Linked DNA regions of Mus musculus: regions 2, 3 and 4 are each linked to region 1. Evidence: chromatin loops called from intact Hi-C (ENCODE). Cell type or tissue: heart. All regions are shown on one strand. Each heading gives the region's core, and the rest is flanking DNA. Links, peaks and the distances in the headings are about the cores only.

The links. Peaks named below come from ENCODE experiments on the same cell type or tissue, not always from the same donor. Only the 100,000 strongest peaks of a DNase experiment are listed, where the experiment ranks them.
Region 2: it touches region 1 in a loop (2.0-fold over the local background); 9 of 42 quality-filtered maps call a loop at or near these places.
Region 3: it touches region 1 in a loop (8-fold over the local background); 20 of 42 quality-filtered maps call a loop at or near these places.
Region 4: a loop joins it to region 1, with 2.1 times the contacts of the local background. A loop is called at or near these places in 2 of 42 quality-filtered maps.

Annotation. Positions count from the first base shown.
Region 1 is chr4:143,321,364-143,329,108 of GRCm38, forward strand. No RefSeq gene overlaps it. Among named protein-coding and RNA genes, the nearest start is that of Lrrc38, 25 kb to the right of the region's middle. In heart, for the core only: a CTCF peak has its summit at 4,354 (motif pointing right); no DNase peak of the experiment used is centred there; H3K4me3 peaks cover 722 bases; H3K27ac peaks cover 479 bases; H3K27me3 peaks cover 436 bases.
Region 2 is chr4:143,254,959-143,262,703 of GRCm38, forward strand. No RefSeq gene overlaps it. Among named protein-coding and RNA genes, the nearest start is that of Gm52493, 39 kb to the left of the region's middle. In heart, for the core only: a CTCF peak has its summit at 3,827 (motif pointing right); a DNase peak (open chromatin) is centred at 3,823; H3K4me3 peaks cover 506 bases.
Region 3 is chr4:143,377,676-143,385,420 of GRCm38, forward strand. No RefSeq gene overlaps it. Among named protein-coding and RNA genes, the nearest start is that of Pramel1, 13 kb to the right of the region's middle. In heart, for the core only: a CTCF peak has its summit at 3,158; no DNase peak of the experiment used is centred there; H3K27me3 peaks cover 1,918 bases.
Region 4 is chr4:143,023,657-143,031,401 of GRCm38, forward strand. No RefSeq gene overlaps it. Among named protein-coding and RNA genes, the nearest start is that of Mir7021, 110 kb to the right of the region's middle. In heart, for the core only: CTCF peaks have their summits at 3,805 (motif pointing right) and 6,353 (motif pointing left); no DNase peak of the experiment used is centred there; H3K27me3 peaks cover 1,540 bases.

The DNA of each region.
Region 1 (7,745 bases), core at 1,366-6,365:
AGCAATCCCTGAGAAGGAAGGAAGGGCCTGGCTCAGAGAGTAGGGACATGATCTGGTCCATCCAGTGCACTCTTGGTTTTTGGCTTTTGGTTTGGTTTTTTCGAGACAGGGTTTCTCTGTGTAACCTTGGCTGTCCTGGAACTCACTCTGTAGACCAGGCTGGCCTCGAACTCAGAAATCCACCTGCCTCTGCCTCCCAAGTGCTGGGATTAAAGGCGTGCGCCACCACTGCCCAGCTTCATCCAGTGCACTCTGGGCAGAGTGTCTTACCTTCATTGAGCCTTCTCCACTTTGTTCATGAAGGCTGCCTGTCTTCCTTGGCTTCCAAATTTACTTGTGACCAGGTGGCTAAACATATTTATGTCATAGATAACCCCTAAGGAGTCCTTGTGGCCCAACATCTTGCATGACATCCTCTGACACTAATTTCCAGTATTTATTTTGTTGAGGTCCTACTATGTATCTGACACTAATTTCCAGTATTTATTTTGTTGAGGTCCTACTATGTATCTGACACTAATTTCCAGTATTTATTTTGTTGAGGTCCTACTATGTATCTGACACTAATTTCCAGTATTTATTTTGTTGAGGTCCTACTATGTAGCCCTAGCTAGTCTGGTACTTGGTATATAGTTCAGGGTGGCTGTGAATTTATGGCAGTTCCCCCATCTTGTAAGACCCGAAAAACCTTATGCCCAGGATGTCCCACTCACAGAGATGCAGAGATAGAGATTGGTGCAAAAAGCAAGAGGTTTATTAATCTAACATGCTGGAGTTGTCCTGAAATCGGTATAGAAGCGACCCCGAGTAGCTAAAGCACACACCTTTTATACAATTTTTTTTTTAGAGCAGTTTTCAGTCACAGATTTAGAGCTGGCAGTTTATCACTGGTTAACCTTTAATGACATTAAGGGGCAGGCTTTAGGACCGGAGACATTGTGTGAGCTTTTCTAAACAATCAGAGGACTATTGGTGGATAAACTTAGGGACCAGAGACATTGTGTGGGCTCTTCTATACAATCAGAGGACTATCTCTTGGCACACCTTGCAGTGAGGCAAATTCTGGGAAAAGAACATTTACTTAACTTTTTACAACCGTGGTCATTTTGAACTACCACAAATCTTACAGTCTCAGCCTCTTGAGTGTATATTAGTAGGTTTTGTTGTTATTTTATTTTGTTTTAAAGTTTGAAACAACCTCTGTCTGTTGCCCAGCTTGGTTTTCAACTCATGGTGATCCTCCTGCCTCAGCCTCCAAAGTACTAGACTAACAGATGTGAGGCACAATGTCTGGCTCATTATATTTTAAAGCCATGGTTTTGTCTTTCCAACCTCCCTGTCTCTGAAGTGGGTGCCTTCCAAAATGGCACCCGATAATCTTCCATGTCCTTGAGGAATGTCATATTGTATCAAGGTGGTCCCCATAGGAACGGTGACTGGTGCATCACATCCGACTGCTTGCCTCTCCTTCCTTCCTTGCCAGTCTCCTCTCTTCCCTGCTTTTTGTTCCCACCCCCACTCCCGTCCCTCACCACTTGCTCTGGAGACATCAGCCTCCACATATGAGCTACCCTGGGCTAAGTCCACGTAGCATATACTTCATGCTACTAGTCCAGAGAATGCGCTTAGCATCCAATCACCTAGCCTCTGAGGAGATTTGAGTTCACAGGTCCTGTCTGGAATCTTGTCCACATCCTCCCAGGATTCACTGTCCCATCGTTACCTAGCTACTCCCTTTCTACTTCCCTACTTTGGACTACGAGGCAATAAGTGTCTATTGTTGGGGCTGCAGACTTTGGGGATACAGGAGCATAGTGTGTATTGCTCGACTGTATGTCTCAGCTCCCGGAGAGGGCTATTGATTGGCCCCCTACAACGGCAAGAACTGCTAGGATCTGAGGTATAACCTCCAGTGGGGTCCCACTTTGCTCTTGGAGAAAACAGCACAGAGTGTTTGAGAAAGTCCAGGTGTGAATCCTGGTCCCACCTTCTGCTACCGTGGGCAAGTCATCTGTCCTCCCTGGTCATCCATCTTCTTCCTTCAGGGAAGGAAGGCTCATATCAGCCCTGTAAAGCCACTGTAAGGTTTCTATGGGTTATAGAGCGAAGAGCACAGGGACCAACACTGTCACACTTCAGCTAGTGTGCGCGCGTGCACACACATGCACTCATGGGTGCATGGTTAGATGCACGTTTGGTGTTTATGTGAACATGCTAAGGTCACGGACCCATCTTGTTTTGTGAGACAAGAGTTTCTCACTAGCCTAGCGTTCCCCAACCAGGCTAGGCTGGCTATTCCCCAACGCACAAAGATCAATTTGTCTCTATCTCCACAGAACTGGGATTGTAAATAACTAGGATTATAATTCCAGGACATCCATCTCAGGACCCCACGCTGGCAAGACAGGCACACTACCCACTGAGCCTTCTCCGAAGCGTTTGCTCTGGCTGTCAACGTGAATGTCTAGCGTGAATTATCAATAGGCATTGGGAACCCCCACCCTATCAGTTATTCACCCTACGTAGGATGGTGGACAGGACAGAAGAGAGCCTTGATTTTTGAAAGCTAACTGGCTGGGCTATGTTCATAAAATCAAATATTTAAAAATATTTGGGAAATCACTCTGGATCTCACGTTAATCTGTGCAAACCACAGGACACCCCAGTGTGTGTCATGGGCACACAGACAACCCTTCTGACTGACTTTGATGGAGGACGTTTGGAATAACACAGTGGTTCTCAGCCTTTCTAAGGCTATGGCCATTTAATATAGTCCCTCATGTTGTGGTGACTGTTAGATATTCAAGCCACTCAGCGAAAGCTTAGACTCCCTTTGTAAATGTTGTATACTTTTGTAAACTTTGTATACTTTGCAACCTTAGTAAACCCTCAAGGCAAGAAAGGCCTGGGCCTGAGTAGCTTCAGCTGTCAGGCCCCTCCCCCCCAGACCTCCCTAACGGTTAGAACTGTGTTTCCAGCTTCTGTAACAGCCACAAGGTCATCTACAGCCCCTCAACGGGACCCTCCCCAGATTATGCTAATTTTGGATGAAAAGTCTGAAGAAAAGCCACCAATCCCTGAACAGGAAACCCCACCAAGCCTGAGCTCACCCAAGCTCAGGGCTTGAAATCCCACCAATCCTCACCCTGGAAATCTCCACCCTAGGAAGTTACGCCCCCCCCCCCCCGACTCCCCCCCCCCCCCCCCCCCCCCCCCCGCCACCCCCAAGATCCCCTATGTAAGCACTTCCCTTTGTCTGATTCTCTGGGCAGCCACTCCTGGATTCATCCCTCCACACCCTGGACCCTCCAATAAATCTCTTTTCTGACATTTACTGACGGGTGTGACTCTCATTGGAAAAAGACAAGAAGCAACGAGGAGACAAAGGAAAGAAGCCGAGACAAGCAGGGCCGAGACTACTGAGCACCTCAGTTCAGCTGGGGATCCCTCCTCTGCGAGCTACAATGCTGAGGAGGCTTCCTCTCAGAGCCATAAGGTCCCTGGGTCTCCATGTCCTCAGGATGCCCTTCCCATGGGACACTCTCCCACCTCAGAACTGTTTGGTCCCTGGACTTTCAAATCCCAGGATACCTTCTGATTCAAACAGGAAGACCAACAGTGACCTCTTACCATAAAATTATTTTCGCTGGTACTTCATAACTGTGATGTTGCTACTGTTATGAATTATAATGTAAATATCTGATATGCAGGATATCTAACCTGTGACCCCTGTGAAAGGGTCACTTTCTCCCCAAAGGCGTTGTGACACATGGGCTGAGAGCCACTGTGATAATAGGTCCTTTTATGAACAGCCCCCCCTTTTCTCCCGGGAGTGACAAAGCCTGATTATTTTATCAAGAGTCTGCCTCCAGCGATGTATCTCTGACAGACACACTAAGACGCTTGAAAGCAGGCATAACGAACGCCCCAGCATTCAGCTCGCTTGGCTAATTTTAAATCTCCGGACGTCTATCGTGTACTTAGCTCTAAATTACATGTTAAATGTGGGTTTTTCTTAGGCCTCATCCATGCAGCAGGTAGGTAAATAAAGTAGGTTTGTGAAGGGGGCCATTAAAAGCTGTTTTAAAAGGCCCCAAGTTCCGTCACTCGACTGGAGTTGCCAGCTGCGTGTCCACGACAGGTCTCTCCCAGCTACTATTCAGGCAGCTGTGGGATTTCAATGCAGCCAAAGGATAAACAGCAGTCCAGACTAATGGAAGCCACCAGCCCTAGAGGCCCTCAGCAAGGCTCACCCTTCTCTAGCTTAAAATAACAAAACAAAACAAAACAAAAACACGTATACCTTCAAATTCTACCGCTTTTTCTACTTCGGAGGTCGGTGCGGTTCGCATTCTGGCCACAAGGGGGCAACACGAACTCGTTCTGCTAGAGGTGTTGCGGCCAGGGAAGCCAATGGCTTGGCACTTTCCTTCCTGTCCCCAGGATGATGCCTGGAGACAGGACAAATATAGCGTAAACAATAGTCACAGCCTGCAATTTGGGTGCCACAGCCTTGGATGTCAGCTTCTTCTCCTTTTGTGACTTAAAAAAAAAAAACATTTAATGAGAGAGGAAGGCACTGGGGTGTTTAGAAATAAACTCTCCTTTTTCAGGTCAAGGTCTAGGCTCAGATTTAAATGGCTGCAGCAGAGCCCTGTTTCTTGGCCCGGGCTAACAAATGTCTTAATTTGATGGCAGTGATGCATCACTGTGGTAGACACTGTGTGAGCCACCAAGAAAAGAGATCTCGGGGCTTGGGAGGGGCTGTGGTCCTTCAGGTAGAGATGCAGGATGAGATTGAGTGTGCAGAATAAAGATCCAGATGTCAAGTACTTCGGAGGGGCGGATGGAGGGGAGGAGGGAAGGGATGAAAGAGAGGAGGGTGTGAGTGGGAACCTTAGGGTGGACATCTGGAGCTGCGGACCGTCAAATGTTCTATCTCCCCTTCCCATTCATTACGTTTTTCTCTGCTGAACAAGATATCTGACAAAAAATAAGGTAAGGACGGGTTTATTTTGACAGTCCTTCACCGGAGCAGAAGCAGGAAGCAACTTGTTACACTGTGTCTGTAGTGAGGAAGCAGAGAAAGGTGAGTGCTAGGGTTAGGTTAGAATTGCAAGTTCAAGGTTATCCCCACCCATTTATCAGGTTGGAGGCTTACCAGGACTGCAAGAGATCCTGTCTCAAAAACACATACTGAGCAAGGCGTGGTGGCGCACGCCTTTAATCCCAGCACTCGGGAGGCAGAGGCAGGAGGATCTCTGAATTTGAGGCCAGCCTGGTCTACAGAGTGAGTTCCAGGACAGCTAGGGCTACACAGAGAAACTCTGTCTCGTAAAAACAAACAAACAAACAAACACCCAAAACACATACTGGCTTATTTTCCTGTTGCTGTGATAATACACCTGACAAAAGTGACTTACAGAAGGAAGCGTCTATCTGGGCTCACAGTGGAAGGGCCAGTCACTGACAGCAGGAAGTGCATGATGGCAGGAACCTGAGGCAGCTGGTCACACATCCACAGTAAGGGGTGGGGGGGGGGGAGAGACAGAGAGAGAAAGGGGGACAGAGAGACAGAGATAGAGAGACAGAGAAAGACTGAGACCAACAGAGGCAGAGAGAGATGCAGTACAGAAATGTCCTTGAAGACATCTCCAGAGGTTTGTTTCCATGGTGATACAAGTCACCCATCAGTGTTAACCGGCGCAGCCTTCCACCACCATCGCTGAGGCCCAAACTACCATCTGCTTCCCCTGAGAACCCCCTCACCAACAACCAGCCTTTCGCGAGTCCTTGCACAAAAGTCTAGAGATTTGCCTAACTAGAAGAGACAAGAATGAAGAAATGACAGACAGACAGACAGACAGACAGTCAGGAAAGCTGGGATCTGATAAGCTGAACCCTCTGATAGAAAAGCCCCAGCACCCTGGAAGCACATAGTGAATAGGGATGTGGGTGTATGGGATACAGGTTTAGTTAATCTTGGTAGGAGCCATCTCTGTAGGGGAGGGGGGCATAAATACCTCCGGAGAGAAAGCTGTGGTAAACGTCTTCTGCACACAATCAGCATTGACACTCAGACCCCCAAGAAGGTTCTGCCATCTCCCTCTGAGCCTTACCCTGGGAAATGGGGAGACACTTCCCCATTTTCCCGAGGGTCTGACGTGGCCGTATCGACAGCTCTCCCTTTCTCCCTGTCTTCCAGATGCTCTCCACACAACACATCCGTCCCTCCTCCACACAACACTGATAATATTTCCTGCCCTCTGCCATCTACACACACTGTCTTTCTGACTCCAGAGCTCTCTGAGCCCTTCCAAGTTTCATTTGTTCCTCTTTCAGGCTTTGCTTCCTCAGCATGCATCCCACATGGTGGGCCCTTAGAGCTCTGGGCTTAGAAGGACTTGGTGCTGGCTTTAACATTTTCAGTCTTTTTTTGTTGTTGTTGTATTTTAAGGCGAGGTTTCACTATGTTTCTCAAGCCGGGCCTTGAACTTAAAAGCCTTCTGCTTTCCCTGGGAACTGGGTGCTGGGAACTAAACCGGGGACATCTGCAAGAATACCAAGTGCCATCGGCCCCTGAACCCGTCTTCGGTTCCAGTTCACACTGGTTTTTGAACAAAGCTCTGTGTTTTCATTCATTTTGCGGTTACCCAGTGAATTGTGAGACAGGCCCCACTTCTTACTGGGGCATCCAAAGCCTAAGTCTGCAAGGAACCAGATGTCCCCTCACAGGGGCCTGTCCCCCACTTATCCAAAGGCACGCAACAATCCCTCTGGACCACGGATCAATTCCAGAGTCCCTGTAAGCCCATCCCTGCGTAAATGAATACCTTGTCCTTCACCTCTCTGTCTATTGTTTGTTTCTTGTTCATACCAGTCTGCCCGCAGGTGTGTCCCGTGAGCCACCTGAAACGCCCGTCCTGATGTTCCTGGCCCCTCTGAGTTGCGTGAAGAACCCGGGATCAAGAAGAGGGTGGATATCTGATGGGGCAGGTGTTCTAATCAGCTGGGCCCTAAGGGATCTGGAGAACCCTGGCTGCCCGATACCCTGGACCTGCTTCCCCCGTCCGGGTATCCAAGCGCATCCTTGTGTACGGGGCTTCCTACCTGACAGCTGCTCTTCTGTCTCTAGTGGGACCCTGTCTCCCTTCAGCTCCACTCATCCTGTGATCTGGGTTTCTCCAAAGGCTGTGAAGTTTGAGGGTTTTGAGGTTTTAAAATAATCTCTTTTGGGGGCTGAAGAGATGGCTCAGTGGTTAAGAGCACTCACCGTTCTTTCAGTGGTCCTGAGTTCAATTCCCAGCAACCACCTGGTGGCTCACAATCATCTGTAAAGAGATCTGATGATTCTGGTTTGTCTGAAGACAGCTGCAGTATACTCATATATATATAAAATAAATAAATCTTTAAAAAAGATCTCTTCTCATCATAAGATAAAGTTTATACATTTGATTATTTTTTGTTGTTGTTGTTTTGTTTTGTTTTTCGAGACAGGGTTTCTCTGTGTAGCCCTGGCTGTCCTAGAACTCACTCTGTAGACCAGGCTGGCCTCAAACTCAGAAATCCGCCTGCCTCTGCCTCCCAAGTGCTGGGATTAAAGGCGTGCACCACCATGCTCGGCTACATTTGAATTATTTTAAGACACAAACATCATGGGCTGGAGAGATGGCTCAGTGGCTGAGAGCACTGACTGCTCTTTCAGAGGATTTCAGAGTACCTGGGTTCAAATCCTACCACCCACA
Region 2 (7,745 bases), core at 1,735-6,734, 66 kb before region 1:
GAGCTGGGTCTTAAAACCACCCCAGGCTGACCTTCCTTCCTTCCTTTCTTTCTTCCTTCCTTCCTTCCTTCCTTCCTTCCTTCCTTCCTTCCTTCCTTTCTTTCTTTTTTTGTTTTCGAGACAGGGTTTCTCTGTGAATCCCTGGCTGTCCTGGAACTCACTCTGTAGACCAGGCTGGCCTCGAACTCAGAAATCCACCTGCCTCTGCCTCCCGAGTGCTGGCATTAAAGGCGTGCGCCACCATGCCCTGCCAGGCTGACCTTTCTGTGTGGAGCTAATGGGAGCGTTAGCCAATGTATTTCCATAGGAAAAAACTTCTACCCACAAGATGTTTGTAGAGTGTAGCATAGAGAAGGAGAAACAAACCAGGCATGATTTGTCCCTCAGAACAAAACAAAACCAAAAAAAAAAAAAAAAAAAAGGAAAAATAGAAGGAGAAAGAAAGGACACAGATGCCCACACTCAAGTGCGGAAACACTTTTCATACTTTCAAAAGCAAACAAGAAGTACAGGCCAGACGAAGGGCCAGGAGAGGGAAATGAAATCTTTTGGAATGTATCTCGCTGTGAAGCTCTGACTTTGGAATTGCCTAAATATTTTATACATTCAAAAAATTTCGAAGTAAGTTAAAAGGCTGAGAAGGAAGCACTGCCTAAAATCCGAAAAGAAGTAAAAAACCAGTACTAAATTATGTATCAAATTGACGCTGTACTCTTAAGATAAAAGACTTATTTCAAGTGACTGGTCCAGCCTTCAGTGTGGAATGCGTTACAGGCCAAAAGAGAGCCACAAAGAAAGCAGAAGCCTCCACCAGCCACTGTTTTATGAGCATCAAGATTGATGTTTGCGGTCACTGTGCACACACAGCAGCCCCGTAAATTATTGCAGCAATTAAAATTATAGTTAGAAATCAAGACTTTCGTGTCACACACACACAAAGACATTCTGACTTAATGCTGAAGCGACATAGTCAGGCCTCAGGTCAGATGCTCAATTCGAAGAGGAAATGTTATCTCGAAGTTTTGAGGCCTTTCATCTATTGAAAACAATGTGATTTCTAAGTCAGTCTACGGCAGAAAGGAGGACACAGCAACAATGAACATAACCTTGGCCGAGCAGACCAGAGCACCGAGAGACATGCTGAAGGCTAAACTGGAGACGGGGTGCTTTGAGTTTTTCCCAGGTTGCTTGTTATATCAAAAAGCCAGGATGTTGAAGCTAAAAGATGGTTCAGTGGTTAAGAGAACTTGGGGCTCTACCTCAGGACCCAGCTTATGTCTGGCTGTAGCTCCAGTTCTGGGAGGCCCCTTTCTGGCCTCGCTGGGTGCTGTGTACATGTGATGCACTTACATAGAAACTGGCAGTCACAAACACACATAAAATAAAAGTAAATAAGATTTTATTCTTAAATCAGGATAAACCCAAAAGACAAAAGAGGTAATATCAGAAACTCAGCCTGCAGGGCTCCCTTGGTTCAAAAAAATTAGCCTGAGCATCCAAAATGACTAACACTGTTCAGGGTCGTACATACTTGTAACAGCAGCATTCCAGTGGTGGAGACAGGAGAGTCAGAAGTCCAGGACTGTAACTTCTTAAGCTATAGAGCAAGTTCAAGGTCAGACTTAGGTTACACATGATCCCCCATCTCTCTCAAAAAAAAATGTGGAGGGGCCTGGAGAGATGGCTTGATGGTTAAGACCACGTGTTCTTGCAGAAGACTCAGGTTTCATTCCCAGTACCCACATGGGGTCTCACATCTGTCTATAATTCCCAGAATCTTATGTCCTCTCTGTCCTCCATGGGCACTGCATGTATGTGACACACTCACTCACATGCAGGCAAACACTCATACCCATACAATTTTTAAAAGTTACAGATGATCCCAGTACTCGGGAGGCAGAGGCAGGCGGATTTCTGAGTTCAAGGCCAGCCTGTCTACAAAGTGAGTTCCAGGACAGCCAGGGCTATACAGAGAAATCCTGTCTCAAAAAAACAAAACAAAACAAAAAAAAAGTTAAAGATGACTATGGTTGATGAATACATATGTAAATTTCAGTGGATTTATAATAATCAAGGTGAGATGGGAAGACATAGAAAGAAAAGAAAAAATGAAGGGAAAAAGAAAAACAGCAACTCAGAAGAAAAAAAAAAGTATTAATCATGTCACCCGAGGGTAGCCAGAACATCAAATCCTGACTTGATAATTAAAGGGAATAAATGAAAGAAGACCCCTCCTGTTCCATGGGAACCGTAATTGCCATTGTTGAATATTCCTATTGGACAGGGAAAGCCTGACGTCACAGGCAAATCCCATCTGACAGAGCTGTAAGAGAAACAAAAGCATTTCCTCAGATTAGGCTGACGCAGAGCTATATAGTAACAGTAAAAATAATGATAAATAATAATAATGATAACACAACAGCAACAAAATAACCAGTTAATGGGTCTGCCTGAATCGGTGAGGGGCAGGCAGGAGAATGAGAACTCCAAGGCTGGCTTCAGTTACACAGAGAGTTCAAAGCCAGTCTGAGCTACATGAGACTCTACCAGAGAAAACAAAAAGTAAACAAACAAACAAAAATAAAACAGAGAAAATAAAACAGAGAAAAGAGAAAGTGACTTTGAGAAAGAGAGACACAGAGACAGAGAGGCAGAGAGAGACAGACACAGGCACAGAGACACAGAGCAAAACAGAGAGACAGAAAGGGAGAGAGGCTGAGAGTCACAGAGAGAAACAGAGAGAGACAGACAAAAAGAAAGAGAAAGAGGCAAAGAGAGACACAGAGAGAGAGACAGAGACACAGGCACAGAGACACAGAGCAACACAAAGAGACAGAAAGGGAGAGAGGCTGAGAGTCACAGAGAGAAACAGAGAGAGACAGACAAAAAGAAAGAGAAAGAGGCAAAGAGAGACACAGAGAGAGAGAGAGAGACAGAGACACAGAGAGAGACAGACACAGAGACACAGAGCAACACAGAGAGACAGAAAGGGAGAGAGGCTGAGAGTCACAGAGAGAAACAGAGAGAGACAGACAAAAAGAAAAAGAGGCAAAGAGAGACACACAGAGACAGAGACAGAGACAGAGACAGAGAAGTAGAAATTTACAGTGGAGTCATCATTCTGCCTTTTCCCGCCCTGAATGAGCCTAGCTTCACTCCACGTGGATGGAGGTCTGGATGAGACGAATTGGAAACGGACACATAAGCAGGATGTGTGTTCGTGCAAGGGGTATTGAGCTTATATGTCACTCAGTTTAAGTAGAAACAAGGGACAAGCCAACAAGATAAATGACTCCAGAACAAAATGGCAAATGAATCTAATGAATGTGACAGCAAAGGAAATTGATCCAGTTTCTAAAACGAGTCAGGGGTGAATTAGAAAACAAAGGTGTGAGGCAAAAGTGGGGAACATTGCAGGGGTAGGGGAAGCCCTAAGACCCAAGTAACACAAAAAGAGGGGCGAAGAAGCCCTAAGACTCACAGACTCACAGTAAGGCAACCAGGGGCGAAGTATGAGTGTGCATGGGCTCCTCCTTTTTATTTAGGAATGTTAAAAGATTTTCAAAAAATTTTAAGCAAGCGCGCGCGCGCGCCCCCGCACATGCACACAGAGCGCACATGGGCACTTGAGTGCAGTACCCACTAAGGCCAGATGCATTGGATCTCCCAGAGCTAGAATTATAGATGATTGTTAGCTGTCGATGTGACGTGACTTCAGACTGTTAACTGTTAAGCCATCTCTGGGCTTCTTCCTGTAGGAACTTTAAAGTTAGATGTGACTGGTGAGAACTAGGAGATGCGAAGGTAATATTGCGGTTCGGCGGCCACCAGGGGGCGGTAGTCGGGGGCGGGGAGGGAGGTGGAGCCTGGAGGTAGACAGAAGTCTCCCATTGAATTCAGTCCCGGTGGAATCCAATCCTGATGGAATCCAGATCAGACCCAGGGCGATTGTCAGCTCCAAATGCAGAGAAGATTTGGGAGCTGATAAGCTCAGCCACACCAACGTGCCCTAAAACTGCCGTCATTTCGGAGAAGTACTAGCAATAAAATCTAATGGCTCATTTTCAAAGGCGCCTCCACCCAACTTAGGTCTCCTACAAACAACAGAAAACACTAGACTCCTGCTGACACTTGCTCATCTGACTACTCCCTTCTCACCCCAAATCTGCTAAAGCCCCCCCCCCACACTCTAGAAGTTTAGCGTAGAAAAACACCCCCAGCCCCTCTTGCTTTGCAAGAACACTCATGGAACAGACTTAAAAAAAAAAAACAGGATGTATGTAAACTGTAGAGATGAACCATCCTTAGATTTTGTTGAGAAAAAAAAAAAAAGGACAAACACAAGAGAGGGAAATATGAGACATAAATGGCTGGAAGATTGTACCCTCCTGCTTGTTCAGAAAAGGAGGAAGGACCATCCACCCGGGTTAGAAAGCCTGCACTCTCCCTCAGGCACTGCACCTGCCGTTCTAGGCTGATACCGGACCAGGTCAGGTGGAAAATAAACAGCTTCACTTTGTCTACTTTGAGACTTCAGAGCTCTTACTATGAAGTGAGGGTCTTTGTTTCCCACAAAGGCTGGATGTAGAGGGTTAGGTATGTGGACAAGCCCAGCTCCCTGTGTTCTTTCTTTGTTTCTTTTCTTCTTTTTTTCTAAGATTTATTTGTTTATGTATATGAGTACATTGTAGTTGTCTTCAGACACACCAGAAGAGGGCATCAGATCTTATTTCAGATGTTTGTGAGCCACCATGTGGTTGCTGAGAATTGAACTCAGGACCTCTGGAAGAGCAGTCAGTGCTCTAAACCGCTAAGCCATCTCTCCCTGTGTTCTTGCTAAGACATGGGTAACTCTGAATGAGTCTTTCTTCTAGGATGTGGGGCCTTTATAAATCCACAGTGAGTGGTAATGAGTTTCACGGAGAGGTGAGCTTAGTCATACAGAATTTAACTGTCAGAGAGTCAGCCACTGGGGACAATGATAACAGAGTCAAGAAGGCAGAAGGAGGGGGAGGGGAATTCCATATGTTGTAAATCTATCTACTATGCTATCTAAGTTACTCCCTTGTTGCTAAGTTACAAATCGACTTAAGGGAAAAAGGTCTTATTTGGGATTACAGTTCCTGACAAATATAGTGCACTGTAGCATGGCAGACATGGCAGTGAGAACGGGAAGGTGTGGAGGCGGGAGCTGAAGGCTGCTTGGTTGGTTGCACTGTATCAGAACGCAGGAAGCAGAAAGGGCTCTAAAGCCTCAAGACCCTCTAAGGCTCCTTCCTGTAGAGGCTCCACAATCTTCCCAAACAGCACTACCAGCTGGGGACCTAGTGTTCAAACACGGGGGGGGGGGGGGGGGGAGGGGCGGAGTTTGGAGTCAAACTATAGCATATAGCTTGATGTCCTTCAGTGTCAACTTGGTTCCCGGACAGGGTACCGTTGGGAAAGTTACTTTCCTGGACCCTGCCTTTATAAATAGATTAATGAGTGATTATCACTAGAGTGGATTTGTATATAATCAAACTCTCTCTGGCAGGATTGCTGTTTCTACTCATATTGTCCTTTACCATGTTACAGTGTAGCAGGAAGACCACCCAAGATGCCGGCCTGTTGCTCGTGAACTTCCCAGTCTCCTTGTCCATGGGGGCCAAATGAACCTCTGTTCTTTTTAAATTACGGAGTCTGCAGTATTCAGTGATAGTAACAGCAAAACAAAAACAAAAAAAACCCAGAAATACTATTGCATTCAAAGAGATCTAGGGTCCCTGTCAGACTCACAGGAATGTGCTGTAAAACTCAGTGCCCAGGGCATCCTGTCTGCTCTTAGATACCGCGAGAATGAGACACACAGTTCCTGTATTTAGTAGTCTAATCCTGAGAACATGTCAATATAATCTTCTGTGCCAAAAAAAAGTAATTAAATAAGATAAGGTTCATTTTCGTGTGTATGTGTTTATATGAATGCACATATGTGCACGAGTATGCTTGTGTGTGTGTGTGTATGCAGGTATATGTGTGCATATCCGTGCTCATGCGCATGGAAATCAGAAGACAAACCCCAGCTGTCAGGCCTTAGGGGCTTCTCCCTTTTGTTTGAGACAGGGTTTCTCATTGACCTAGAGCTTTGCCACAAAGCTAGCTTTGCTAACTGGTCAGTCAGCTACGGAGATCTGTCTGTCTCTGCTTCTGGAACTTCATGGCTCAAATTATACACATCTCCACTCGGCCCAGCTGTCCCTGGGTTCCGGGAATCGAACTCAGGCCCTCACTATTCCAAAGCAAGCACTTTCCCTGTTGAGTCCACCTTACAGCCCCAATTAAGATTCCTGGCGAGAAAGAGCTTAGCCCGGGTTATCTAAGTGGGCCCTTAGTGCAGGCACCTGCATTCCAGGAAAGTCGATGTGGAGGAGCCTAGGGATATATACACAAGCACACAGGGAATAGGAAGAGATCAGTGTAAGGCAGATTGGAGAATGGAGCAATACCGCCATAGGCCAAGGAACACCAGCAACAGCCAGACACCTATGGAGGCAAAAGTCTCTCCGGGCAGCCAAGGAAAGAGCAGCGCTGCTGAATTCACATGTGTGGGCTCCGGAGCTGTTGTTTCAGGCTACCTATCTGATGTGTAGCCTTTTTGTTGTAGTGGCTGTAGAAAATTAATATGGGAGTGTACGCCCCATCTGGGGAAAGGATATGACACAGGTAAGTGCACAGAAAGCCACAAGTGCACAGTAGTGACAGTGGCTGTGAACAAGCAGGGTGTGTTGATGCCTTATCTGGAGGTGGCGGTGGAGAGGACTTTGAGGGAGTGATACTGAGTGGCAGCAGAGCGAGAGGCTTAAGAGCTGAGGCGCCTGCAATCAGATCTCAGCAGGTCAAGCAGCTAGGAGTGTCAATGGCCACAAGCCTAGAGATGGACACTGCAGGATACAGCCATGCGTACTGTCTACTTGTGCCAGGTGTGGTCTCCTAAGGTCAACTGTGACCGCATTTCTATTCGGCAGACAGGAAGTGTGCTATACACACACCATGTTCTCTCTTCTTACTCTTCCCTTAGCAGGATCCATTGGCAGCCTAGTGAGGGCAGGCTCCAGGCAACAGACAACAGGAGTCTGAGGACAGGAGGGGACAGAGAGGAGGGGAGGCAGCAAGGAAGCTCTTCTTGGCTCCTCCAGAGCCACCGCTGCAGGTGACTGCCATGTTACTGTCTATGATCCTGGTCTGCTTTGTTTTCCCTGCCTCTTAAGGGATTAAAAGTCAGGAAAAACCTTAAGCACAGAAGGCAACAAACTATTAAAAGTGAGGACGCGCTCCTGCACACCCACACAGATGGACAGACTTCCCACATGTGGACAAATGATTCAGAATCCAAAGCCAAGACGCTCTGGAGCAGCAGTTCTCAACCTGTGGGTCGCGACCCCCACAGGGATCTCATATCACATGTCCTGCATATCAGATATTTACATTACGATTCATAATAGTAGAAAAATTACAATTACGAAGTAGCCCATGAAAATAATTTTGTGGTCTGGGGGGAAGGGGGAGTTCACCACAACATGAGGAAATGTATTAAAGGGTTGCAGAATTAAGAAGGTTAAGAACCACTGCTCTAAGCGTCAACATGTTTCATAGTTTGAATTGTATATTCAAATTAAACTTTGAGCAGGGAGGGTGTTTTAAGGTTTGTAACCAGGACAAGTTTAGGAGTTGGCACAGTTTGCTCTGCCCTTGAATTCCAATACCCATTT
Region 3 (7,745 bases), core at 1,060-6,059, 56 kb after region 1:
TAAAATCTTTTTAAAGAGTTATTCTAGCTGTGTGGAGTGGCATATGCCTTTAATGCTAGCACTCACTCACAGGACAGAGGGTGATGGATCACTGTGAGTGTGAGACTAGCCTGGTCTACATAGTGAGTTTCAGGCTAGCCACAAAGAAGTCGTGTCTCAAAAAAAAAAAAAAGGCATCCTGGACAAGAATGAAATCCCGACATAGAAATAAATACATGAATAAATAAATACATAAAAATAAATAAGAAAGCTATCTTTATCTTACTAAGCCCCAACTTTTGCTTCATATGAATAACTAAGTACCAGCCAGGCGAGGTTACAGAAGTGAGAAAAGTAACTGACACAAGCCAGAGGCCATGCTAGAGTCTGGTTACCTCCTTCTATCCGAGTGGGAAAGGTCCTCAGCCCTGAGCGTTCTGCAGCTCCCACCAGGAATCCTTCCCCAAGTCTGATTCCAAGATGGCTCAGCTCTGGGCTCCCTGTCCTAATTTGTCCCATCATCTTGAATGTTTATCTGTTTTCCTGTCTGTTGGGAAACTGATGTTGGATGGATGGGTTGATAGGTGGGTGGGTTGGTGGGTGGATGGGTGGGTGGAAAAGAGCTCCTTAAAGGCCTTTGCTACCCCACAGTGCTTGTGGGCACCTGTCTCCCAGCAGGTACTTGCTGGGTAGTTATAGTCATTAAGAGTAATTTGTGTATCTGTCCCTTAGGGGAGAGGTTGGTGTGGGGGACTTGAAGATGGGCCCATTTCCTTCCCCGAGGAAAACCTGGGAAGGTATCTTGTGCCTCAGGAGTGTGTAATTTGGATCCAGACTGGTATCCAGGCAAGGGCACAGAGAACTAACGGAAGTGGTACGGCCCTGTCTAATGGAACACAGGGAATGAATGAGTGAATGCATGAATGATGTGACCTACCTATGGTGTCCTCTCCTATAGCCTACACTGGGACAAGAGCAAAGGCTCTAGAGTTGGGATGCTCACAGTGGGTGTGAGCATCAGCTCTTTTCTTACTGTGCAGCATGGGTCAAGTTACTTAGTCTCCTCGACCTTGATTTTCTCTTTTGTAAAATGGACACGGTGTATCCCTAACCTCATGTGACTGTTGCGGGGACTCAGTGGGACCTCGGATGCAGGGCACGATGCAAGGGGTATGCCTCTGAGGTCCATTTTGATTTCAGATTGAAGACTGTGGAAGATGCCAGGGACCTACAGAGCCTGGCTTTCCTCCCTTTTAACGAAGAATGAGAACCGTCCCTCAGGCAACTCCTGCCTGCTTCCCCCTGTCTCCTCTCCCCACTAATGCCCTTTGAATTCTATTGAGATCCTTCTCCTGAATTCTCTCTGCACCAGTAAAGGAGAGACAGAGGGCTCGTGCCTCTCCCCAAGTCAGACAGAAGTCCTTATCTAGCTCTGAAATGGTTCAGGCTTAAGAAACTTCAGAGCTTTCCGTTTTTGCTGTTTTGTCTTTGTTTTGAGTCAGGGTCTTATGGAGCCCAGGCAAGGCTCAAACTGAAGGTGACCTTGAACTATGCTTCTCCTGCTCATACAACCTAACTGCTGGGATGGCAAACATGTATCCCCACTCCTGAATCTGGATCTATTGAACTGAAAAAACAAACAAACAAACAAATAAACAAACCATAGAGCGTCCTGTATTTCACTATTTAGTCAGAGTTGACCAGGGTGGGCTTGAAGAAAAGTGGGGTTCATTTGCCCCCTACTGCTCAGATGCTCTAGAGGATGCTGGCACCTCCAGCCCCAACAGTACTCTTCTTGTTCCTTTTTCCTCTCCTTCATGACCTCTGCCTTCCCATTCCCAAAGCCTGAATAGGGAGTTCAGTGAAGAAGACTCGGAAATTCTGTTCAGCTTTAGATCCATTCCCATCCCATCCTGTTGTCATGGTAATAAGGATGACCTGGGGATCTAGAGCTGTTGGACCCCCGTGTTTCCTTACAACGTGATCTGAATGCAGAACTGATGGGCTGTGCTAACTGAGCCTCAAGGGAAGCAGCAGTGGTCAGAGACCCACTTCAGGGGCTGCTCAGAAGGTGATGACTGGGCTCTGCCTCCTGGAGCCCGCCACCTGCAAGGAGTCAGGATGTTTAGTATGCTGCTGGTACCCTCTCCTAGAGAAGAGACCAATAAATAGCATGAGAGATGGGAACGGCCGTCAGGTATTCAGAGGTCAGAGGGAGGGCTTCGCTGAGAAAATAAGACTCGGAGGGTGTAGTCACAGGGGACATGGAGGTGGACAAGGAGACAGCAAAGAGGAGAGACCTCCATCCCTCCAACCCCCGTCTGTACCTTTGCTTGTCTCCCCGTCCACACCCAGCCAAACGCAAGACAGCCAGCCGCTGTTCCCTGAATCAGCTGCCACTCCAGCCTGGGCAGTCGGTGACTTTCAATCTCCGGGGGAGAGAGGCCCCCTCTGTGTGGCCTGGAGGCAACTCAATGTCCCCCTGTGATGTGTAGCTGGGATTTATCTCTCTCTGACACTCCTCCCAGCCGGCCAGTCGGCTGCAGCTTCAATAGACCCGGAGTGCTCTGGGATGAGCCCAAGTTCATTCAAGAGACAGAAGCCACTCAGGGAGAGAAAAGAGCTGTTGATACCAGAAAAGAATGGCTGAGCCACTGAAAGACTTGAGATACATCCAGACACAAGGCATCAGGGCCCTGGCGGAGTGGGGGTGGGGAGCTGCCTGGATAATGAATTTATTTATCACTCTGACCAGACTGTCTTCAAGGCAGTCAGGGACATTGTGGACACTCTGGAGAATCCGGTTTGAGGTCCCGAGAACAAAACCAAACTTTTGGATCACGCTCCTTGATGAAGCCACAGAATAGATTCAAACTTCCAAGGGCATCTGAATGAAGCTAAGTTAAGGAATGAAGGGCATGGGGAGATAGCTCAGAGGTTAATGTGTGTACTGTTCTCTTTAGAGGATACAAGAGAGAGTCTTAGCACCCACGTCAGACGACTGTGAGCTGCCTATAACTCTAGCTCCAGGTCTGGCATCTTTTTCTGACCTCCATAGGCACCAACATTCATGCAAAAATACACATAATCTAAAAAAAAAAAAAAAAAAAAAAAAAAAAAAAAAAAAAAAAAAAGGTTAAGGACAGAGTAAGCGCGCCCACGTGTGGCTGTATAGAGTACTGCATTCTGAAGCGTCTGACCTTGGAAATGGCATTTTTATTTTTCAGAATTAGCTTTTATTTTCCATCCCCAACCCCACTCCCAGGTTCCATACCTGGCAATGTATAAAACTTGACATGGTGGGCTGGTCAGATGGCTCAGCAGGTAAAGGTTCGAGCCACCAAGCCTGATGACCTGAATTTGATCCCTGAGACCAACAAGGTAGGAGGAGACTGCGAACGACTGGGAAAGTTGTCTTCTGCCCTTCACACCTACTCTGTGGCGCGCGCGCGCGCGCACACACACACACACACACACACACACACGCATACGCACAGGCACGCACGCACACACACAAAATATAATAATAGTAATATAACAACAACAATAACAAAACAATAAAAACCATCGTGGTTGCCTGGTGTGGTGGGTGGTACTCCTAGCATGTGGAAAGCTGAGGTAGGTGAATTGATACCAACCTGCTTTACATAGCCAGTAAGACTCCGTCTCAAACAAACAAACAAACAAACAAACAAACAGCCCACAAACCCCCAAACCCTGCCATGGCCTATAATCCCAGCACTGGGAAGAGAAGGTAGAGAGATGAGGAAGGAACTCAAGGTCGCCCTTGGCTGCCTCACAAGCTCTGAGGCCTTCCTGTGCTACATCAAAGGATGCAGAGCTGACAAGGTGGATAGATATGTAGATTATCCTGCAAGCTTCCTGGGAGATGAATGATAATACCATATTTCCGTTGCTGACAGAAGCAACACAAGTGAAAAACAGCAAGGCTTCAGTTTTTAAAGACTTGTTTTTATTGGGCTGGAGAGATGCTTAAAAACATTGGCAGCTCTTCCAGAGGACCCGGGTTTGATTCCCAGGACCCATGTGGTGGCTCACAACCATCTAACTCCAGTTCCAGGGCATCCAGTGTTCCCTTCTGTCCTTCATGGGAACGTGGGCACATATATATGTGCAGAAAAAAATGCCCATACACATAAAATAAAAATAATTAATCTATTTTTATTTTCTGTGTACATGTGTATGTCTGTGGGAGTGTGTGCCACAAATGTTTGGGTGTCCATGAAGATGTCTGCCAACAGCACCCCCTGGAAATTAATCTCCCCCCTTCCTTCCCCTACCCTCTCTTTTTCCCTGGGGCGCGAGATAACTAATTTTATTTTATATTTTGTGGATCTGGGGATGGATCCAGGACTTTGCATGTTCTAGACAGGTGCTCTTTGCTTGAGCTCCATCCCCCAAACTCCCTTTCTTTCTTTCCTTCCTTCCTTCCTTCCTTCCTTCCTTCCTTCCTTCCTTCCTTCCTTCCTTCCTTCCTTCCTTCCTCTCTCTCTCTCTCTCTCTCTCTCTCTCTCTCTCTCTCTCTCTCTCTCCTTTCTGGCCAATTAGATGCTGAAAACTATTCAGGATCACCAAGTGGGAGGGGCCACTGCACCAGGGCAGCATCTATGGTCTCTCTCCAGAGGAAAGATGGATTTGAATTTCTAACAAGGTTGAGTCTTCTCTCTGTGGCCACATCAAAGTAGGTCATGAATCTGCTCCCACAGATTTCCCTGTCAGAAAGAGAGCTGGCGCTCAGCCTGGCTCTTGATGGGAAGTTAATAGATTATTTCGCACCCAGAAGCCTTTGGTCTGTATGGAGATGCTGGGGATAGAGAGTCAGATCACAATGTTAAATGCCGGGAGGTGGGGGATAGCCTGTTTTGACAGCAAGGTAATTTTCAGACAAGCTCGCTGGCACCCTCTTATGAATAGGGATGTGTTTAAAGAAAGATGGAATGAGAAGCAATTACCGCCCAGTGCACAGTTTTCTTAAAGTGTCTCTTTCCTGTGATGCACAGAATGGAAGCCAGGGCTTTGTGGATGCTAGACAAGTGTTCTGTGTCTGGGCTGTACCCTTGGCCCTTTCAAATGTTATTTTTGGTGATTTAGTTTTTTAATTAATTGATTTTATGTGTGTGTTTGTGTGTATGCGGGCGTGCACCTGCCTTTCTGTGAACTACATATGTTCACTGTCTCCAGAGGACAAAAGATGGGGATGTAGGTGCTAGAAATTGAACTCAAGTCTTCAAGAGCAACTAATGCTCTAGTGTTGAGCCGGCTCTCCAGTCTGTCTATCTATCTATCTATCTATCTATCTATCTATCTATCTATCTATCTATCTATCTATCTATCTATCTAAGGCAGGATCTCAGAAAGGGCTCAGACCCTGCTACCAGAATCTGCAGACTAGGTCAGTAGTCTCATGTTCCTGAATATAAATCAGTGCCTTGCCAGGATCTTCACAAGCAATCCTAACATCTGCTGGGGCTGCATCTCTGGAACTAAGAAAAGTGAGACTGAGGCACGTAGCTCAGTGGCAGAGCTCTTGCCTAGCACCTGTGAGGCTATAGATTGCTCTTCAGCATCACAGAATATAAAAGAAGTGGAGTTGGGAGTCACAATACTTGGTTTTATCTTGTACAGAGAGGATTTAGATGAGACACTGGCAGTCCAATTAATTAAAACAAGGGGAAGATTCTATAGGTCCTACACAGTGATCAGAATGCCTGGCTCTCAGGGCAAACAAATGCCAGCAGACTAGGTGACTCCAGGCTAAGGCCTGGGTACCTACCTCGTTGAACAAGGCTGTAAAGTGCAGGAGCAAATGTCAGTTTGAAGATGACATTTTTGAGCTGGGGCAGAGTGACCCCCTAGTATGCACTAAATCCTGGATTCGGTTCCCAGCATGAACTTCAATGTGTGTCTGTGATCCCAGTACCGGGGAGGAGAAAGCAGGAAGATCCGGCAGATTCTGGTAGCAGGTTTCATGCGCCAGAGATTGCTGTGGGTTGAATGGAAGCTGGTTCTGCTCTGCTACAGGCCCTGGTGATTTGACTCTTTTGACGGCCCTTATTTCCCCTCCTAAGAACTCCTTTCCAGAATTGGAATGTTCTTACAGAGAACTCAGTTCCCAGAATCTACTTGGTTGGTCACAACCACCTTTAACTCCAGTTTTGGGGGAATCTGGCGCCCATGCCTGGCCTCAGTAGGTACTGCATGCCCATGATGCACTTGCATATATTTAAACATATAAACGTTTAAACATATAAACATTTAAACTTGCATATATTTAAAAAATTTAAAAAATTACCTTTTAAATTATTTTTGTTTGTTATTTACTTGTAGTGCTGTAGATGGAAGCCAGGGTCCCTGGAGCCCACTGAACACATCTGGAAAGTCATATCTTTTTTTAACTCCTAGAAATGGCAACATGACTATTTATACTCAAACATTTCTTAATAGTGATTGTTTAAAACTGGGCATGGTGGTACATGCCTTTAATACCAGCATTTGGGAGGCAGGCATATCTTTGTAAGTTCAAATCTACATAGTGAATTCAAGGCCAGCCAGGACTACATAGACTGTTTTAAACAAACAAACAAACAAACAAACAAACAAACAAACAAACAAACAAACACGCGTGGCTTGTAGCAATAGTCACGGGCCTCCGCATGACTGGTTCACTGGAAGACTTGATTTTCTGAGTTACTTAGCAAAGACTGGCTTCTCGTATGTCTACCTCTGCTCTCAGCTCTCTGTTCTTCCCAGAACGCTTGGGCTTCCTTACCCCTTGCTAAAGCCCTTCTTCCTGCCACCTAGCTGTCTGCTGTCCTGTGGCAGAACTCAAGCGACACGGGATTCTCTCTCTCCTCCCCTTCACACTTCTTTTCTAGGAACTGCTGAGGTTTGCAGCTTGCCTGCCCTTGAATTTCCCTTTAACGCTCAAATTGTCCCTGGCTTAAAAACCCAAGCCCCATACAACATAAAAGCTACCATGAAAAATAATGGTGTCAGTAAAAACTCAGGCCCTGTGCTCTGTCCAGCAGGTGGCAAGCGAAGCCTACAGCCTAGATTTTTCTCTTTCCTTTCCTTTCCTTTCCTTTCCTTTCCTTTCCTTTCCTTTCCTTTCCTTTCCTTTCCTTTCCTTTCCTTTCCTTCTTTTCTCTTTTCCCTTTCCTTTTCTAATTTTAAATCTTGGCTTCACTGGAGGTAAAGGTAGAGTTGAGTTAGATTGAATTAGTCAGTTTGGAGAGGAGTTTGAGCCAGAACGGCTGAGTTGAACCAGCCAGCCAGAACTCAGAAAGAACAAGAAAGGGTGAGCTTAGCTGGGTGGTGGTGGCACACACTTTTAATCTCAGCACTTGGGAGGCAGAGGCAGGTGGATTTCTGAGTTCGAGGCCAGCCTGGTCTACAAAGTGAGTTCCAGGACAGCCAGGGCTATACAGAGAAACCCTGTCTCAAAAAACTGAAAGAAAGAAAGAAAGAAAGAAAGAAAGAAAGAAAGAAAGAAAGAAAGAAAGAAAGAAAAGAAAGAAAGAAAGAAAGAAAGGTTGAGCTTATTCAGCAGTAAGTCTTGGAGGTCAAAAACGTTCTAGGCCTAGTTAACATTGTATGAGGCTAGAAGCTTCCAGGACTAGGTCTAGGTTAGCAGCCAGAGGCAATAGGCCCCTGAGATGACAATTACTACAGGAGAATAAAAGTTACTTTTACATATTAGTCAGATCAGCTGGCGAGGTGGCGCAGGCTTACCTGGGAGACTGGGG
Region 4 (7,745 bases), core at 1,494-6,493, 300 kb before region 1:
CTCCGTCTGTGTATGTCTTTGCCTGTGAGGTGTGTTCTCTCACAGAGGATGAGCACTTAGGCTTTGTCTGGCTCTTTGCTTTAGGTTTGTTTGCTCAGCCTGCTACACTGTATCATTAAGTTGCTTACTTTGCTTTAGGTTTGTTTACTCAGCCTGCTACACTATATCATTAAGTTGCTTATGGAGAGGGTTCCTGTGGTTCCGTTGGCCATGTTTTTCAGGATTGGTTCAAATACTCTTTATTCTAATCTATTCGAACTTGACCCCTAGTCTACGGTCTTGGATATGATTGAGTATTTCCTAAATCTCACTTATCCATTGATTCTTCCCATAGAACCTATTCTTGCCTATGTTGCCCTGGCTGAGATAACTGATGATCACAAACTGCTTAATTTAGTGCTTGCCTGATGAGGTCTTTATTTCCTTATCAATTTTTAAAGATCACTGGATATAATAATCTCTGTTGGCAATTATTGACTTTCAGGGCTTAAAATATATCACTGCATGAATTTCCAGCTTTTAAGGTTTCTTGGTGTTACTCTGATGAGCTTTCCTTCCATCATTTAACGGTCTTTGTTCTGCAGTCTTGGCATTTTAAGTGAGTGTTGTAGAGTTCTTTTCTGTCTGTGTCTGTCTGGGGTCCTAATGGTTACTGTGCTTGCCTGTCTGTTTCTTCCCTAGGCTTGAGAACTTTTCCGCTATAATTCAATGAATGAATAGGGGTTCTATGCATTCATATTTCATCTCAATTCCTTCTTCTGGCTTCTTGGGTTGTGTTCTGAGTGTATGTGAGCCTCCCACATCAGTCTCCTGAGTAACACAGTAACACACTTGCACACAATTGCATCTGATCTAACCAGAATAGCTTTTAATTTATTTGGTTATAGGTTATTAATTATATAATAGATAGTAGTTTATGTATGGTATATTTTTGCCTTGGGGATCATGCAATCTGAGCAAATGCTCTACTATTGAGTCCTATACTGTTCTGCTATTAAATCACATCCCCAGCCCTTATGTAATAACTTAACATTAATTTAAAGGTTATTGAAGAATGAACAACCCTAATCACTATTTTTTTGAGCATATGTCAAATTGTATCAAGCTCTGTGGTCAATTAGCTAATTCAACTTTCACGTTAGGACGCGAATATTCTTATCCCACTTTACTGATGAGAAAGAGACAACCCCAAGAGGTTAATCAATCAGTTCAAGGCTGCAGAGGTGGCATGCAACAGGACCGGGATTAGAACCGGGGTATCTGATTCCAAAGCCCATGATGATGTATACTGTCTCGTCTGCCACACTCAAAGAGTCAGAGCAGGAACCTTTAAGCCCAGAAATTGGGGAGGGGAGGGGAGAAAAGAGAAAATGAAGGGGACATGAGATCCTTCATATAGGAAAATCTCCAAAGCATGGATGGAATTTTAAGAGAGACGAGAGGAGATAAGCAGCTGGTATTTACTTAGAAAATGCTATAATTGCTGGCATAATAGACTCAGCCATCAGGAGCTAGAGGCATCGCCGTCAACACAGCATCCAGCACAAAAGGACCAGTGTGCTGAAGATACGCCTGGCCCGGCTGGGAGGAGATGTGAGCCCCTTGGACACATCATTCATGCAAGGAATGACCAAGAACACAGGCAGCAACATCCCTGAGGAATCCCATCCCCCAAAACACTTCTCCAATACCTGCTACCCTGCCCACACCAAGCAGAGTGCCCTAGAGAATGAAGGAGATAGAAAATAAAAACGTATACTCCTCCTTAGCCCCCTTCTTTCCTCCCTCACTTCAGCTTCCAACCTGTGCTTAAAGCAGATTGATTCTCTTAAGAAGAGCCCAAATCTATTTCAGTTGACAGGTTCCTCTGAGATTTGGGTATCCCTGTCTGTTTGACCCACCAATCCCCACTTCTAATGACCACATCTCTCTCTTTGTTCTCTCTCTCTCTCTCTCTCTCTCTCTCTCTCTCTCTCTCTCTCTCTCTCTCTCTCTCTCTCTCTCTTTCTCTCTCTCCCCTCTCTCTGTCGCAGTACACACGTTGGGGGGTATCAAAGGATAACTATGGGAGTCACTTCTCCTCTTCTACCGTGTGAGTCCCAGGGATTCAGCTCTGATCATCAGGCTTGGCAATGAGAAGTCTTACACACTGAGCCACCTCACTTGCCTTAAAGACCTTTGAGAATATCCCTTTTCTTTGTTTTGTTGAGCCAGAGGTCTCACTATGTAGCCAAGGCTAACCTCAAATTCATGGTATGTAAGTGCTAGGATTATAGACATGCACTACCAGGCCTGGCATCTAAGGAATCAGTAAAACAGCTGTGCAGACCCTGCCAGGCCCCTGCTTCCTTTAGCCCAGTGGCTTTCAAGCTTCCTAACACCAAGACCCTTTAATACAGTTCCTCCTGTTATGGTAAACGTCACCATAAAATTATTTAGTTGCTCCTTCATAACTGTAATTTGCTATTGTTATGAATCATAATATACATATCTGATATGCAGGATATCCCCAAATATGGATATGTGACTCCCAAAGGGTCATGACCCACAGATTGAGAACTGCTGCTTTAATATCTTGTGATGGGCTAGAAACATGTCTCCACAGGTGAAGACATGTGCTTGTGTCCAAGTTTGTGTAGCCTCTGGATACACATGGTGGAGAAAAACCAACTTCCAAAAGTTGTTGCCTGACCTCTGCATGCATGTCATTACATGTATGCACAGACACACACACACACACACACACACACACACACACACACACACATGCACACACGCTAAACAAATAAATATAATTTCAAATTTTTTCAGACATCTTGCTGACATTGATGTACATTGTGATATACAAGTCTCTGCAAATGAGCTCTGGTTTGTCTATTTTACTGTAGCTACAACAAGACCACAACAGTCCACCTACACAAACATTCTCTCTCCCTCCCCCGATTCATACTCACTCTCCCCACCCCAGCCCTGGAAACCTCCAGAGCCTCCATTCATGTCCTCATCAAGTGAGAACTGCACCCTCATCTCTGCCCCTCAGTTTTCTCATCTAGACAATGGGTGCTGGAAAAGCAAACCGAATCCGTGCAGACAGGAGCAGGCACTGATGCTGAGTGCAGGAGGACCCTAAGTGGCCTCATAGCTCAGTGACGTTCAAGTCGCTCAGCATCCTAAGTTGCTCACACTCTGTGTTGCAGGCAGTCCTGTCAAGGCATGTCTCTGAGGCTCCCCGAATGGCTGCTTCCCCTGACTCTTGCCCTCATTACGCGTTTCTCCCATATACGCTCCTTTAGTCCCACCTGCCTCCTCCTCACTGTCCCCCAGGTGCCCCCAGGGCCTTTGCACCTGCTGTTCCCATTTCCCAGAATGTTCTTCCCAAAAATCCACCTGGCTTCCTTCTCCGAAACCCTAAGTGTGGGGCACACAGTAGGACAGGGGAACATATCTCCTTTGTGTGTCGATCACTCCAACATAGAAATTTTGATCCCAAGTTTGGACCAAGTTATCATCAGAATTGTTGAGAAGAGGCAGGACAGGGAGTCCTAACTTACACCATTGAAGGTATAAACTGAAGTTTCCTCTGTATTGTCGGGCCTCGGAGGAGCTAGCAACAAAATCCTCTGACACATGTCCAGCCATTAGCCAACACCTGCAAATCCATGTGTGGAGCTACACCCTTCCGAGTGTACTCAAGGGCTCACAAAGACCCAGAGCAGCCCTGAGAGAAGCCCAGCTGGCTTGAGAAACAACCTGGACTGCTCTTGGTCAGTGAGGCATCCACACTATTGTGCTATGAACACTAGAGGGCGGTGGAGCTGCACGGAGCGTTTTGAAAAACCTGATTAAGGGTCTGAGTTTGTTTCTGATAGCTGGGAAGATGCACCTCAGAAGAGCCTGGAGGCTGACTCCAGCGTTGCCAGGATATAGCTATAGACACACACACACACACACACACTACAGTACACATAACATGCATCAGGTGACCTGGACTAAAACCCTGCTCCACCTACCTATGTAACTCTGAGCAAAGCTCTCGCTGCCTCAGTTTTCCCCTCTGCTCTCCTTGAAGAGAGTGCATGAGAACTAACTCCAGTCTAGGGTACAGGGCAGAGGAAAAGTGCTTAGCACACATATGAGGCCTGGGTTAATACCCCAGGTTCCTGCCTACCTGCAGGCAGTTCAAAATAATGCTGAAGAATTCACAATGAGGTTTAAATGAGAAACCTATAGGCTCATGTGTATGAACACTTAGTCCGCAGATGGTGGCGCTATAATGGAAGGTTCTGGAACCTTAATGAAGTGTGCCACTAGGGCCTTGAAGTTATAGTCTGGATCCTCTTCCTGCCTGTCCTCTGCTTTCTGACTATAGGTGTGAAATGACCAGTTACCTCACATACCTGCCACCATCCCTTCCCACCATGACAGATTACATCCCCTCTAGCTGTAGCCAAAAGAGGCCTTTCCCGCATTGAAACTGATTTTTGTCAAGTATGCGCTCCCAGTTTTAAAAGATCTAACATGCACCCAGTGTGTCATCAAGGGGTTGGTATCCTGGTGGTCTCATTCATCTTTGTTTAGTTTTATTTTGATTGGTATGTCTGGGTGCTTTGCCTGAACATGTGACTGACCACATGTGTGCAATGCTCAGGAACCCAGAGGAGGGCGTCAGATCTGGAGTCACGGATGGTTGTAGGCTGTCATGTGGTTGCTGGGAATTGAACCAAGGTCCTCTGGAAAAGTAGCCAGTGCTCTTAACCATTGAGCCATCTCTCCAGCTCCATAGGTGAGAGGTGACAATCAAGGCTAACCATCACATATAGAAAACTGAACAGAGTGCCTGCAGCTCGGGAAGGGTGTGCATTGGCCCCTGTGCTCCATGGCGTCTATGTCTAATGAAAGGCTGATTTGATGAGGTAATCTCCTCAGGGGAGCAGGAGGAATTGAATGTGGTCAGGTACTATAGAACCTATACAAAATAAAAGACTTAGGGGCAGATGAAGTCAGAAAGGTACAGGAAGTGGTGCTGTATAAAAGGACAGCATGTGCAAAGGTCCTGAGGTATGCGAAGGTGCTACCATGTTTAGTGCCACCCGTAGGACTAACTTGATTGATTCCAACATGCCTGCCCTATAAGGATTCACTGTAGTGGAACATTGTCTGGGCTGTGCTGGGAACTGAGGATAGACACACCTTGTTTCTTGTCATCCTACAGTCTGCTTCTCGTAGAAAGTGGCGCCATAGTGCTGTTTTTAATGCATTCGGGATGCTGTTGCAAAACTGTCACAGACCGAGTATACTAGGGTAAAGATGGCATGAGTGTGGGGTCACAAGCTGGTGCACAAAGCCCCAGCTCAGGGGATGAGTTGAATGTGGAGAGAGGCTGTGGTGGGTAAACCGGTTCCGTATTGAGAACCTCCAGGGGACACAGCTGCAGTTGCCTCCCTTGCTTGTGCTGAGCAGCAGGAGATGGCTTCTCCAAGAGATGCCTCTAGAAACATCCACAGATCTCATCTCACAGAGGCAGCGCCACACCCAGGAGATAAAGTGCTCTGTATTAGTCAGTTATTCACTACTGTAACAAATGCCTGAGATAAATCAATTTAAGAAGAAGAATGGTGGGGCGTGGTGGCACGCACCTTTAATCCCAGCACTTGGGAGGCAGAGGCAGGCAGATTTCTGAGTTCAAGGCCAGCCTGGTCTACAGAGTGAATTCCGGGATAGCCAGGGCTACCCAGAGAAACCCTGTCTCAAAAAAAAGGAGAAGAAGAAGGAGGAGGAGGAGGAGGAGGAGGAGGAGAAGGAGGAGGAAGGGGGTTTATTGTTGGGTCCCGGGCTTCAGTCTGTAACCAACCAGTCGGGGTGCTTTGGGCCTGTGGCGTCATGGTGGGGACACATGGAGAGGACTGGTTCACTTCAAGGCCAAGTGTAAAAGAAGAGAGGAAGAAATCAGAATCTCACAAGGCCACTCCTCCCAGCCCCTAAGCCTCATGCTAGACCCTGACTCTTCAAGGTTCTATCTTCTCTCAGTGCCATCAGGGATTGAAACTAAATTCAACACTCTGGGGCCATATTGGGTCCCATCCACAGTGCCAAACTGACCATAAGCCATGCTTTCAAACTGTTCTCTGCCATTCCTGGGCATAGACTGTGATAAACAGAGTGGGAAGGTGAGAGAGAGGTAGTGAGGGAGGCAAGGAAAGAAAGATCGATTGAAGGACTTCAGGCAGAAGAGGGGGAGTCTCACAGTCAAGACTGACAGCGTATGAAGCAACACCCGCACCTCACACAGAAGCTCCAAGGAAGGAACTGACTTCTGGGGAAAAGGGGCAAAAGCAAACAGTGGTGAGCTGGCGCCCCCTGCAGGCTCCTGTGGCATACTGATACACATAGATAGGTAGGTAGGGGCTGGAGAGATGGCTCAGTGGTTAAGAGCACTGCCTGCTCTTCCAGAGGTCCTGAGTTCAATTCCAAGCAACCACATGGTGGCTCACAACCATCTGTAATGGGATCTAATGCCCTCTTCTGGAGTGTCTGAAGACAGCTACAGTGTACTTGTATACATACAAGAAATAAATCTTTAAATAGGTAGGTAGATAGATAGATGCATGCATATGAAATAAATAATAAATAAATGGATGTAAATTCTCAAGAGAACGCCAACTTCTATCATCCAGCACAGAGAGGCAGCCAGCATTTCACAGCCAGATAACCCAGGAGGAGGTAAATGTTTAAACAGAATGGAGTACTCTGTGTACTCAAAGTATGAGGCCAGGGAGCTCCCAAATTACTTCAAGGGTCCTAGAGACATAAAACACAAGTGGGAAAGAGACGAAAGAAGGACAGTACCAGAGAAAAGCAAAAAGAGAACGGAGAGAAACCCCACAAGTTCCGACGGCCGACACGTCTCGTACAATGACTAAACATACAAGTCACACACACGTAGTTTTACATTCTACATGTGTTCATATGTGTGTGCTTGTAAGGTCAACCTTGGCTGTCATTCCTCAGACACTATCCACTACCAGTGAGAGTTTTAAGCCAGGGTCTCTCCCTGAACCTGGTGTTTGCCAAGCAGGCTGGACTGGCTGGCCAGCAAGGCCTGGGAATCCCCCTGTCTCTACATCTCCAGCTCTGGGAATAGAAATCACCACGCCTGGCTTTTTTGCATTGGTTCTGAATGGAACTCAAGCCTTCATGCTGGCACAGCAAGCATTTTACCAGCCAAGCCATCTCCGGAGTCTCAATTTTACATTTTCCTGACAGCTGCTTGCAGGATAAAGAGACAGAAAGGGTTTGTTTCAATAATAGATTTTTAATAAGACATTTGCCAAATATTTCAATTTCAACACATGATCAATCAAATCAAAACACTGAGACGTCTTCTATTTCTCTGGCGCCTGAGATACATGATGTACAGCTGGGATCGGTGGCACCGGCCTCTGAAACCAAGTACTCAGGAGGGCTGTAAATCCAGAGCTTTCTCCTGCGACACAGGAGAAAAAGTTCAAGGCTGGCCTGGGCAATTTAGTGAGACCCTGATCAAGATGAAAGATAACATATGGACTGGAATGTGGCTAAGTGGCAGTGCCCGTGTAATGCGACTAAAGCCCTAGGCTCCAAGGTAGGAGAAATACAAACTGGCCCAGGACACAGTTCTTCAATAAACTCCAGAAGGCAAGGCTGGAGAGATGGCTCAGCAGTTAGAAGCACTTGCCCTCGCAAAAGGACCCAGTTACCAGCACCCA